Linked DNA regions of Homo sapiens: regions 2 and 3 are each linked to region 1. Evidence: chromatin loops called from intact Hi-C (ENCODE). Cell type or tissue: Caco-2. All regions are shown on one strand. Each heading gives the region's core, and the rest is flanking DNA. Links, peaks and the distances in the headings are about the cores only.

Evidence for each region. A loop is a pair of places that touch in the nucleus more often than their neighbours do. Peaks named below come from ENCODE experiments on the same cell type or tissue, not always from the same donor. Only the 100,000 strongest peaks of a DNase experiment are listed, where the experiment ranks them.
Region 2: it touches region 1 in a loop (4-fold over the local background); 3 of 110 quality-filtered maps call a loop at or near these places.
Region 3: it touches region 1 in a loop (3.0-fold over the local background); 4 of 110 quality-filtered maps call a loop at or near these places.

What each region holds. Positions count from the first base shown.
Region 1 is chr7:135,997,731-136,002,060 of GRCh38, forward strand. It overlaps a transcript of LOC105375523 not described here. Among named protein-coding and RNA genes, the nearest start is that of MTPN, 23 kb to the left of the region's middle. In Caco-2, for the core only: no CTCF peak of the experiment used is centred there; a DNase peak (open chromatin) is centred at 2,741.
Region 2 is chr7:135,927,610-135,931,939 of GRCh38, forward strand. It overlaps MTPN (myotrophin), which reads right to left. Exons shown (of 4, transcript NM_145808.4): 4 at 1-2,403. The coding sequence ends at 2,317. Among named protein-coding and RNA genes, the nearest start is that of MTPN, 48 kb to the right of the region's middle. In Caco-2, for the core only: no CTCF peak of the experiment used is centred there; DNase peaks (open chromatin) are centred at 1,892 and 2,342.
Region 3 is chr7:135,935,273-135,939,602 of GRCh38, forward strand. The region is part of intron 3 of MTPN (myotrophin); the gene reads right to left. Among named protein-coding and RNA genes, the nearest start is that of MTPN, 40 kb to the right of the region's middle. In Caco-2, for the core only: no CTCF peak of the experiment used is centred there; no DNase peak of the experiment used is centred there.

The DNA.
Region 1 (4,330 bases), core at 1,180-3,679:
TATGTTTCAGAATTTTCAGAACAGGAGATCTGGGTGTGGCTTCATCTTCCACAGTCCACGTTTGAGGATGAGATCAGAAAGAATCTTGCTTTAATGACCTGGCAGCCAGAAAATATGTCACTAGGCCAGAAGTTGAGGAGGAAGAGTTATGGAGTGAGAAAGGAAAACTGGAAATGCCTATGAAAGTCATTGTATTCCTATCAGAGTGCTCAAACTCCAAAGTATTGACATTTTGGGTCAGATAATATTTTGTGGGGAGCTGTCCTGTGCATTACAGGGTGTTGAGCACCGTCCCTCGCTTCTACCCACTAAGTGCCAGTAACATTGTACCTCCTCATCCCCAGTTGCATCAGCCAGAAATGTCTCCAGGCATTGCCAAATGTCCCTCAAGGTACAAAACCAACCCTGGTTGAGAACCATTGATTAAGATGAATCAGACTGAATTGAGTAACCAAGACTGTATGCTTCAACTTTACCTACTGCACATGGATTGCACATGGAATTTTCTTCCCCCTCACAGTGTTGTAAAGTATTTTTTAAAGCAATGAGATAAACTTACCAAATGTATGCTTATTGGACAACTTTCTACAGATGGATATCATTAGGGAAAATAAGAAAGGCCATTATGGTCTTAAGGAAAAAAGACTTTGGGGAAAAATTCCAAATTCTTGAGACACTGGAGTAGAATATTATCCAAGGCAGAAACTTTCTGAGTCTCCTGCTTTTACATCAAATGAGGCTGTTGGTAGGCATGTAAAATGGTGTAATCTTTTTGGAAGTCCATTTGGCCTTGACTCTGCTGTCAGAGGCTCCTTCTCTAATGTATGGAAGAGCCTCTACTTCATATCAGTCTCACTGGTACCAATCACAAAAGCTCAGAACCACTCATTCCAAAGTTTCTGTTGAGAGAAACTCTCATAACTGTCCCCTAGAAAAATAAAATAAAAATACCACAAGCAATAAGATTTTGAACCTCTTCTAAGGAGGTCGTGAATAGAGACAACTTAATTTTTAAAGGGCAAGAGGCTTGTAGTATTACAGCTTCCAAGTGTGGAAAGGGCACAAGGCTTAATGGAGAAATATAATATGCAATTAATGATTTGCTGGTGAAGGAATCCATCATTGTAAAAATAAGGACACCAAATAAATAAACCAAACAACTAGTATCTTGACCATTGTTTTATCCCAGCTTCAAAACTACCATGTAGACCTAGAAAGGAATATAATGAGAGATATAAATCCTTGCCTTGAGAGAACTTATCTGCAGGAACTTATTGAATTTTTAATATGTGGATTAAAAAATCATGTTCAACAAGGAGAAATCATTAATGGCTATTCTAGTGGACATTTGCTTTTAAAATTATTTTGGCTGTCCAGCGTGGGAATGCTCATCTTATGTTTTGGAAATTACCCTTCCAATGAGTCTTGGAAGGAGGCAGACTTGCCTGTAACCATAGAAGAAGAAAATGCCAAATACCAGCTCTTCAGGCATATCTCTGAGACCTAGCCTTCATCAATGTGATGGAGCAGGCTGAGAAACCAGCAGTGTTCTTACAGCCTACCAGTGATGTGCGCGCTGGAAGAATCACATTCTGTAGGAGCAGCAGCTGGAGGAGGACTGAGTTCCTTAGGGTAGCTGGCCATGTGCAGCATCTGGGACTAGGGGCGTTGGCAGACCAAGGGGACAGAGGGTTCTACCTTGTGATTTTGGGTGTTGTTATCAGCTGCACAACTCCCTGTCCATTTTCCAGTTCTTTCAGTGATTCTGGGAGTCACCCACTATGTTTTTAATAGATTCCATTTTCTGCTTAACTCAGCTGGAGTTGATTTTTTCTTGCCTGCAACTAAGAACCCAGAGTGATACAATCATTAGCTTGTAAGAATTACATTAACAGCCTTAGAAGTGGAAAATTTGTTTTCCAAAAAAAAATTCGGTTATTATAGTAGTGATAACAATAATAATAGCTAACATTTCTTAAGTATGTACTCTGTGCCAGGTGCTGTTCTATAAAATGTTCACCTATTAACTCATTAAATCCTGACAATAATCCTATAAGCAAACTGAGACACAAAGGAGTTCAAGTACACAAATGGTAAAAATGCAGACTTAGGCTTTGAATCTGAGCATTTTGACTTCAGGGCCCATACTTTTTTTTTTTTTTTGAGGTGGGGTCTCTCTCTCTGTTGCCTACACTGGATTGCAGTGGCGTGATCCTAGCTCACTGTAGCCTTGAACTCCTAGGCTCAAGTGATCCTCCCACCTCAGCCTCCTGAGTAGCTAGATAGGACTACAGGTATGAGCCATCATGCCTGGCTATTTTTTTCTATATTTTATTTTTTTTATTTTTAGAGATGAAGTCTTGCTATGTTGCCCAGGCTTGTTCATGCTCTTAACAGTTATCAAGTAAGAATCTGTCTACTTTGCTAAGAAACTTCCTTTTCCATAGCTTTAATATTTTTTTCAGATTTCATTAGGGAAAGAATCTCTATTTCTTCTTTGATAATTTCTAACACAAGACTTTATCTTTCACAGTGAGGAAAAAGGGGCTACACTGGCATAACTCAGCCAGAGTAGAGTAGGGTCTTCATCCTTTCACTCATTCATCCACTCAGCAAATATGTAATAGCTGCCTGGGGTAGGCAGACGCCAGTGATATTTGCCTTCATCCTTTCACTCATTCATCCACTCAGCAAATATGTAATAGCTGCCTGGGGTAGGCAGACGCCAGTGATCTTTGCCTTCTGGTGTTTATGTTGTTGCATCATCCTCTCTCCTTGAGTGTGTGCTGGCCTAGTGACTTGTTTCTAACCAGTAGAATGCAGCAAAGGTGATGAGATATTACTTCTATGATAGTTTACATAAGATTGTAACTCCTCTCTTGCTGTTTCCTTCTTGGCTTGCACACATTGATAAAGCAAGCTGCCACAAAATGAGCTGCTATGTTGGGGTGGCAAAGGACTGGTGGCAGCTTTCAGCCAACAGCCAGCTGGGTGCTGAGGATCTCCTTCCAATAGCCCTTGAAGAACTGACCTCAGCCAACAACCATGTGAGCTTGGAAGCAGATCCTTTCCCAGTTGAGCTTTCAGATGAGATCCCAGCCCTGGCCAATACCTTGATTGCTGATCTGTAAGAGACACTGAAGCAGAGCACATGCCCAGCTAAGCCATGCCCAGGGCTCCCGACCTCACAGAAACTGTGAGATAAGAATTGTGTGGTGTTTTAAGCTGCTACATTTATAGTAATTTGTTATGCAGAAATACATAATGTATGTAGTACTTTTTTGTGTGTGTGGCAGTTTTTCTAGATAGACCAGGTCCCTGACCTCATGGAACTTTTGAAAGAAATGAACATGATAACTTCAGGTAGTTATTAGAGCTTTGAGGAGAATAAAACATGGTGATGCTATAGAGCTATTCTCTCTAATGGGGTAGGCCCTACCCATACACAGGGCTATTTAAATTAAAATGAAATAAAATTAGAAATTCAGTTTCTCAGCCACAGTTACTTGGTTTTAAGAACTCAGTAGCCACATGTGCCTGGCTGGTGGCTACTGCATGGAATAGCACTTGAGAACATTTCCATCATCACAGGAAGTTCTACCATGCAGAGCTATTGCAGAGAATGACTTGAGGAATGAGTGGCTTCTCTAAAATGAGAAGCCAGGGGCCAGGTGCAGTGGCTCACACCTGTAATCCAGACACTTTGAGAGGCTGAGGAGAGTGGATCACTTGAGATCAGGGGTTTGAGACCAGCCTGGTCAACATGGTGAAACGCTGTCTCTACTAAAAATACAAAAATTATCTAGGTGTGGTGATGGGCACCTATAATCCCAGCTACTTGGGAGGCTGAGGCAGGAGAATCACTTGAACCTGGGAGGTGGAGGTTGCAGTGAGCTGAGATCTCACCAGTGCACTCCAGCCTGGGTGACAGAGTGAGACTCTGTCTCAAAAAAATTTAAAAAAGATGAAAAAAAAATGAGAAGGTAGGGAAGGCTTCTCTGAAGGGGAATTATTTGAGGCAAGACCTAAACGATAAGAAAAAGCCAGACTTTCCAAGCACAGCTGCATTGTAAATTAAAAATAAATAAAATAAAGAAAAAGTCAGACCTGCAAAGATCTGGAGACGGGATGTGCTTGGCAGAGGGAACAAGATGCATGAAGATGTACGGCAAAAACCCTCAGGGTGTATTTGAAGACAGTATGGTTGGAACTTAGGTGACACAGGAGAAGAGGAATAGCAGTGATGCAGGAATGGGAAGCTAAGGGGCCAGGTGGTGTAGGTTCTTGGGTCCAGGTTAAGGGTCTTGAGTTGTACTCCATGTACGATGGG
Region 2 (4,330 bases), core at 1,005-3,504, 70 kb before region 1:
TGTCTGCCAAGTGGTTCAGAAATACATTATAAATAACCTAGTTAAAAAAAGAAACTGTGAACCATCTTGGTCAGTCTATTCTATTCTATGTTTATATGTTATTTTCTCAAGCAATCGCTTCATAATTATAGGGTTTACAAAAAGGTCGAGAAAGAAAAGCGAAGGCGAAATAGCCTCTACTGCATTACAAGCAACATCAGGATAAACTGTACAAAGAATCACATGGTTTCCATACCATGAATGTAGAAAGCAGACCAGGTTTAGGAATGATAGGACAATGCACTCTCTGCAATAGCCAACTACAACAAAACACTTTGAAAGTAAAGGTGAAAATTATATAAAGGGAAAAATTCAAGCCTTTAAATAGCATTATGTCAAGAGGTGAAAACAAAGGTATCAAAACACCCTGTTGCACTACGTTGATAGTTATAGACTGATAGAGTGCCCTCCATTTTCAATGAGGATGTCTCCATATTTTAGTTCAGTGATGTAATAAAGTACTGATTACTGATTTTTAACCCAACTCTTAATAGGCTGCATTAAGACAGCAAAATTAGCCAAATACAACAAAGTATTTAAACCACTACTTTGTGATTGTTTTCTTGGATGTAGGAAAATTACAGGGTTAGGCTAGTTGTAAGTGAAAAAGCCACAGGATTAAAAAAAGGACTCATGGGGAAAAATACACACACACACCCACACACACCTATACACCCACACACCCACATGCCAACCAACCAACCAACCAGCAACTGATCAGTAAAACTTGTTATTAACCAGGGTGACTGTTCTTGATAATAGATTAACCCTGCTGTAGAATGCTATGTTGCCTTTAAAAACCAATTCAATTATTATCCACAATCTGAGTATCAGTCCCTAACCCACCCTCCCCTAAAAATTTGAGGTACATTCAATTATTGCATGACTTGGTCTTAATATTTTTAGCAAGCTTATATGGATGGCAAGTCAAAGGAATCTTAATATTTTAAATGTAAGATATAAAATTTAAGCTTATATATTTTAATTAGCTGTACTGCTCATGAAATAAATATTTGGAAATATGTGTAAATATTTTCTGCAGGTCATAAGAACACCATTTTAGGGCACTGTATTCCAAGAACAGAGAATACATTTTGAAGTTGTCACACTTTATGTAATGCATGATTTATAAAAGCAACAAAAATATATTATGCAGGTGGGTTGGCATATGTTCAGCAGAAGCCTATCAACAACTCTGGGAAACCTGGTTACAAGTGTATTTTTGAAGGGATGGGGCTAAATTTGTCCAAACAGTAAATCTCACCCCAGTGATAGCTTTGGTGCAGTAAGTAATCAGCCTCCAAGATGGGTCTGAGAGAGGCATTTCAAAGAATGTTCCTTAATTCTCAACACATAACCAAGGTCAATCCATTCAAACAGCAAATAAAGAAAATCCATAGGTACTAAGATAACTGTTCTCTCTTCATATGATACTAACAGGCTTATGGCTATGATTCTATTTTTAAATCCCCTTTTACTACCAGCAGGAGTTTGAAAGTGTTTCAATGCTATATAAATGTATGAATCTAGAGGAGAAAAAAATATGCATACTGGAATGGTTTCTCCTTTAGACTTCCAAAACTTAAGATTTTATAAATAAAACTAGTCAGTTTTATCTAAAGAGACATGAAATCCATGTGAAAGGGGAGAGAAAATCCAAAGTTCAGTCATCCAGCAATTTAGGAGTGTGCCCCTCCTCACCTTAACTAAGCTTTCACATAAAGCTTAAAGTCACCGAGGAAAGATTTGGTCACCAACCTTATAGGCAGCGCTCTTAACTATGCCAGGAAATCCCCAGTAGAGTGCATTCTTAAGGCAGAAGGCTAGAGCTAATTGCTTATCTCAGCACCCTAAGTTTACATCACAGCAGCCACTACTGCTCAGACAGTTAGGGCTACCAAATATGTAGAGTTGGCCTTTGTAGAATCAGACCTTCAACACAATCTAATAAATTAGCTAGGGAGCTGAAAAGGTCAAATGTTACTGGTGTATTTTGTCTTTGCTCTCCCTTGGGTATAAGGTGTATATTTTATTAGAAAGGGAAGAGGCTTACTTGATCAGGAATCCCAGTAAAAGCCTGATCATGGTTCCTTTTGCCCCTCCTCCAAAACAATTTTTTTTTTCTGGTAGTCGGATTTGTTATGAATTTCTCTCTCCCCTCACCCCTCTTAAAGTATTTAGCTGAAGAAGCTGGCAGATAGAGAGTGACAGACAGACAGGCAGCAGTGTGAGGCCACAGGAGAGTCATTCTTCCGGAGTTATCAGTCCATCCATCCATCACTGGAGAAGAGCTTTGATTGCCTGGTTGTCAGTGGCTTCAAAGGCGGTCAGTCCATCTGGGCCTTTCACAGTCTTATCAGCACCCTGGAAAAGAGAGGAAAGGGCTCATTAAATGAGCCCACAACTGGGGGAAGGGAATGTAAGACTAGCTCACATGGCACAGGTTAATGTTTACATCAAGAATTAAAAATTCCTTTACTAGTGGAGTCTATTCTACTGCAGAAAAACAAACAAGTTGGCAACATTATGGATTAATTATAAAAATGCCACATTATTTTTCAGGCACTAAGAATTGTAACCCAGGCAATCACTGGCTTTTATTTATACTATCATGGATGAGATGATTAGGAAGAGCACGTTGAGCAAGTTAGATATATTTATCTAATTAGGCTTTAAAAATAATATCCCTATGTGCAGTATGAAACGGGGAAAAAGTAAATCACTTTGCTAAAGTATTCCTGTGACAAATTATTTTTTTCTTATTTGAAACACTTTTTGTAGAGTGCATTCAGTATTATATACATCAAGAACAAATACTGTATTCGTCATTTTACTTGTAAAAACTTCGCAGTAAATGCCTGAGATGCGGACTATAAGAAGGTTCCCTGCGATATTGTAGGGAAATATTCAGTGCAGACACCAGACTGCTCTGAACGCTTAACTTGGAGAGTGCTGCCTTGGAACATTTTATCTGCAACGCGGCATTCTGGTTTTGAGAGTGTGTATGTGCCCTTTTGTGCCTGTATGTTGTTTCATCTGTCTACCCTTTCTGGATGAAAGCTCCATGGGAGCAGTAATTCACCACTGTACTCCAGCACTTGGAAAAGTGCCTAGGTGCATGGTAGGTTAATCTGCTCCCAAACCAGGTCTGATTCTTAACTCCCAGAGACAACATCCTACCATCTGAGGGTTCTGTTTACCAGCTCTAGCTCCAGCCAGTATTTATTCACCACACATTCTCTAGAGTCCTGACCCACTCCCCTTGCCAAATCTCACACATTCTTCTGCTTGTTCCTGACACCTACAGAATTGTTTAAACTTGGCACATATGGTCCTTTAGAGGCTAACGCTGGTCAGCTTTACCAGTCTCTTCTCCAGTTAACCGCTCCATGCTCTAATCCTACAGAATTTCTCACCAGTTCCTGCTGTGTTTCATGCCTTTATCCATGCGGGCTCTAGATGGGATGCCTTATCCTCTTCTCTGGCAAATCCACCCATTCACTCAACAAATATTTACTGAATGTTTAATATGCGCATACTGTGTAAAGGACTGGAGAATCAAAGAAAAATAAGACAAGAGTCTGCCAGTCTGGCTGGTATGAGAGTCAGACAACTCAGCCAACACAACACTATGGGAAGAGAACAGTAACAGGGATGAGTGGCCCATAATCAGAACAGGATGTGGCAGGAGGGCGTTTTAAGGGAGAAAGTCTTCCGGGATGAGGTAAAATGCCTGAGCTGAGTCTTGACAAGGAAGTACAGGCTGATTAGGTAAACCAGGGAGGAGATGACATTTTAGGAAGTGTTAAATGATCACAAAGTCCTCCTCAGTATTATTATAAAAGTCTCTATTTCCTCATTTTCTAAATGAATTTAACTGCTTCATGGAAGACATGGAATTCAGGGTCAAGTGGGAGAGACGTCAGTGCGTGAGAACTTCAGTGCTGTGAGTCCCGCCACAATGGTTAAGGGATAACTGTATTCAAAAAAGTTATTTCTTATTCATTTTGATGGCTACTTTTATGACTAGCATTATCAACTATAATTCTGCATTAACAGTTACATATTATAGTGAACTTCTGTTGCTTTTTAGCTCTCAGAGTTTATTTCCCTCCATTTGATGGCAGCACCCTAATTTCATCTTGGGGAATCATTTGTCCCCTCTTGCTTTTTAAAATTTTAATTCTTAATTATTATGGGTACATAACAGTTATATATATAGATGGGGTATGTGATGTTTTGATACAGGCATACAATATGTAATGATCAAATCAGGGCCCTTATCATTTCT
Region 3 (4,330 bases), core at 700-3,199, 63 kb before region 1:
CTGTCACCCAGGCTGGAGTGCAGTGGCACAACCTCGGCTCACTGCAACCTCCGCCTCTTGGGTTCAAGCAATTCTCCTGCCTCAGCCTCCCGAGTAGCTGGGATTACAGGTGCATACCACCATGCCTGACTAAATTTTTTTGTATTTTTAGTAGAGATAGGGTTTCACTGTGTTAGCCAGGCTGGCCTCGATCTCCTGACCTTGTGATCCGCCCACCTTAGCGTCCCAAAATGCTGGGATCACAGGCGTGAGCCACTGCGCCCGGCCTTTTTTATTACACAACTCTAATTCAGACTCTACATGTTTGGGTGTTCTTTCTCAAATGCCAGTCTGATCATACTGTTCATATACCTAAAAGCCTTTAATGGCATTCTCACGAAATAGAATAAAGATAAATAACATGACACATAAAGGCATAATCTGTTCACTACCTACCTCTCTAGTCATAGGCCTTGCTAAATCCTTTCTACCTGACTGTGTGGCTACGCCAAACAACGTACTGTACTCTAATACATCATGGTTTCTTTCTTGTCCCTGTGACTTTTCTCATTGTTGCTTCTGCTTGGGATGGTGCCCCAATTCTCTACTGGACTCTTAGACACTAAGTTTCTAAGGTTCAGCTCAAGTGTCAACTGCTTTATGAAATTACAATTGTGGTACCTGGAGCTGTAATGACATTCTTATTCATAACACACTATCCCCTTAACTTCCAAGACCACAATTGCCCTCTTCTTCCTTCGGGTCTTTACACATTGCATATAACTCTTGTCACAGCAACCACAATGCTTCAAGGCACTGATTGTTTTACATATTTGTCTCCTTTTACCAGACTAACTATGTTGAGGGCAGGAACAAGGCTTATTAGTCTTTGCGATCCCAAGGCCTTGCACAGGCCCAATAAGAGGTAATCAATACATGTTTATTGATACAGGCCGGGCACAGTGGCTCACGCCTGTAATGTCAACACTTTGGGAGGCCAGGGTGGGCAGATCACCTGAGGTCAGGAGTTCAAGACCAGCCTGGTCAACATGGCGAAACCCCGTCTGTACTAAAAATGCAAAAATTAGCCAGGCATGGTGGCAGGCACCTGTAATCCCAGCTACTGGGGAGGCTGAGGCAGAAGAATCGCTTGAACCCAGGAGGCGGAGGTTGCAGTGAGCCTAGATTGTGCCACTGCACTCCAGCCTGGGTGACAGAGTGAGACTCCGTCTCAAACAAACAAAAAAAACGGATACAAATAGGAACTAAAAATATAAGGAACTTGATAAAATAATTATAGTATTAAATTGGCAGATTTAAAGACAGACTGCTGTGAATATATCAACAAAGCATTTCCATTGTGAACAGGCTGCCTGCCTACTAGCACACTATATAACATACCCACTTATTTTCAGGTAATTGCAACATAGAAGTCCCTTTATTGCTGACATCTGATTACAATCAGAACTAGGTTCATTTGCCTACAGCATGATTCTGCTGATTTTTCTGAAGTTTTCTGGAGGAGAAAAAGGTTGCTATGGCCAAGTTAAAGTGACCCAAACAGACAGGCTGTTTGTCATTCTAGGGAGTAAACGTTTTTAAGGCATTGCAAGTAATTTATTGATCTTCAAATGCCACACTTGTAGATAATCAAGTATTATTTGATAGTGTGAGGTCAAACATGCAGAATGTTTAAAAAAACTTCAAGTCATGCTATCTCCACCCATAAATAATTTACAATCTAGCTGGAAAGATAAGATATACCCACATGAAACAACAAGAACATATCTTTACCTGCTTGTCACCTTTATCTACTTCTTACTTCAGACAGCCTAATTCCCCTGTATATTATCAGTTCTTAGCATGTAAAAATAGGCCAAGAAAACTGGATTAGTAACATTTTAAGGATGAAACTCTCAAACTCCTCAGAGGTTATCTGACATTATCTTGACAAGAGGCTTTTGTCAAGGTTTTGAAGATGCTGATTATAGTTATACTGATAAATTGACAGAATAACAAGCAGCTTTGTTTCCATGCAAAATTTAAAAAATTTACAAATAAAATCAGGCAAAAAATTAGCACTTCTATATATATATAGATCTCCAAGTGCTAACTGGATACACACACACACACACACACACACACACACAAAACCTCTCTCTCTCTCTTGAACCAAATATAAATACAGTCAACTACATATATAGTCATCCCTCTGTGTGTGAGGGGGATTGGTTCCTAACTCCCTCTTGGATACCCAAATCCCTTATATAAAATGGCTTAGGATTTGCATATAACATACACACTTTATATACTTTTGTATACTTTAAATTATCTATAGATTACTTATAATACCTAATACAACGTAAACACTATATAAATACACTTGACCCTTGAACGACATGGGTTTGAACTGTGCAGGTCCAATTATAAGCAGATATTTTTCAATAAAAGTTACATGGAGTGTGCCTGCCTCTCCTGTCCCTCCTTCCACCTCTTCCTCCTCTGAGACAGCAAGACCAACCCCCAATTCCTCCTCCTCAAGCTACTTGAAGCAAAGAAAATGAGGATAAAGGTCTTTATGGTAACCTACTTCCACTTAATGAATAGTAAATGTAGTTTGTCTTTGTAATGATTTTCTTAATAGTCTTTTCTCCAGCTTACTTTACTGTAACAATGAAGTATATAACTCATACAAAAAATATGTGTTGACTGTCTGTTTATGTCATCTATATGCTTCCGGTGAACAGTAAGCTATTAGTTTTTTGGGAGTCAAAAATTCTATGTGGATTTTTGACTGTGCAGGGGTTGGCAACCCTAAACCCCTGCATTGTTCAAGGGTCACCCAGTTGTTATACTGTATTGCTTTTTAATTTATATTATTTGTAATTATTGTGCTATTATTTTTCTGAATCTATTTTTGATCTGTGGTTGAATCCATGGATGCAAAACCTATGGCTATGGAGGGCAAACTGTGTGTTATCTCTACATATGCATATGGATTTACCTATCTACATATACACACAGATAAACACACACACATACCCTTCCCCCTTGGAATATAACCAATTACTTCAGAAAATTTTCTTTAGCAACCATGGTTTTGAATGGTCAATTCACTTTGGAAAGAAAGCAATTTAGAATCAAATACAAAACAAATATCTGAAAGGACTAAGACTGCAGTTGAGGATTAAAGTCAATTCAAGGAATATTTGCAATGTTTCTAGTTTAACATTTTATGACAGACACTTATCAGGTCAGGATTCTAGCAACCTTATGTTGATTTGAACTGACAGGAAGTGAATATAAAACTTTAAAAAACCATTGAAACAGCTTTACAGAGTTCAAGCTCTTCATCATTCCATAGAAGCATGCTGGTGTCCTCACTCAGAAATTTTTATTTCAAACACAGACCTTCTCAGTCAAAATTAAATCAGAAACAGAAAACAGAAAGGAGAGAAGGCCTACTGAAGACGGTCACACTAACAACAGTAACATCTGACAAGAGCTTGACATGACTATAGTAAGAAAGAAACCAAGACTGAGCCCGGCTAAAGCTTAGCTAGTGTAAGGACAATTAACCAAAACTTCAACAGACCCCCGAGGGTTGGATGCTGGTAAGGCTTCAAGGAAATCATCATGTCTTGTTACTCTGCTTAAGAGAAAAGTATATAATACCCTTAAGAAATTTTCTATCCAAAATAGTTATTTTTTACCCTTATAAAGGCTTTTTTTCCCCCCACAGTACTTGTTACTACCTGAAATTAAGTTACATTTATTGGTATACCTGTTTACTCTGCCTTCCCTCTAGAAAATGAGGTGTTACTCTGCCTTCCCTCTAGAAAATGAGGTGTCCAAGAGCGGAGGATCTGTTTACCTTGTTAACTCCTATATCCCCAGTATTTAAATGAATACAGTGTGTACTTCCTTTTGATATTAAATGTCTCATGAAGACTTCGAAAAACGTAAAGCATCAAAGACATTCTTTATTCTTTCCCTGGAACCACCCAATTACCTCTCATTCAATTGTTAGATTCTCTGTGAAGCCTGCTGGGATTTCCCAGGCAGCTGGTGCCCTGGAGATCACAGGTCAGTACTGTAGCTCACTCAGCATCTGACACAACCCACTTCCAACCCGTTCTTCTTTGCTTTCCTCTACTACAGAGGTTGAAAATAAGTGAAATCCTCAGACTCCCTTAAAGCTACAGGTGACTATCTGACCTAATTTTGGCCTTAGCTCTTTCCCCCCTCTTCCTGTTGTCAACAGACACAATGCCTGGCGGTTCAGTAGTTATCTTGTGACCATAAGGATTGGGGAAAATGGGGGCGGGGGGGGGGGGCGGGTGCGTGGGGC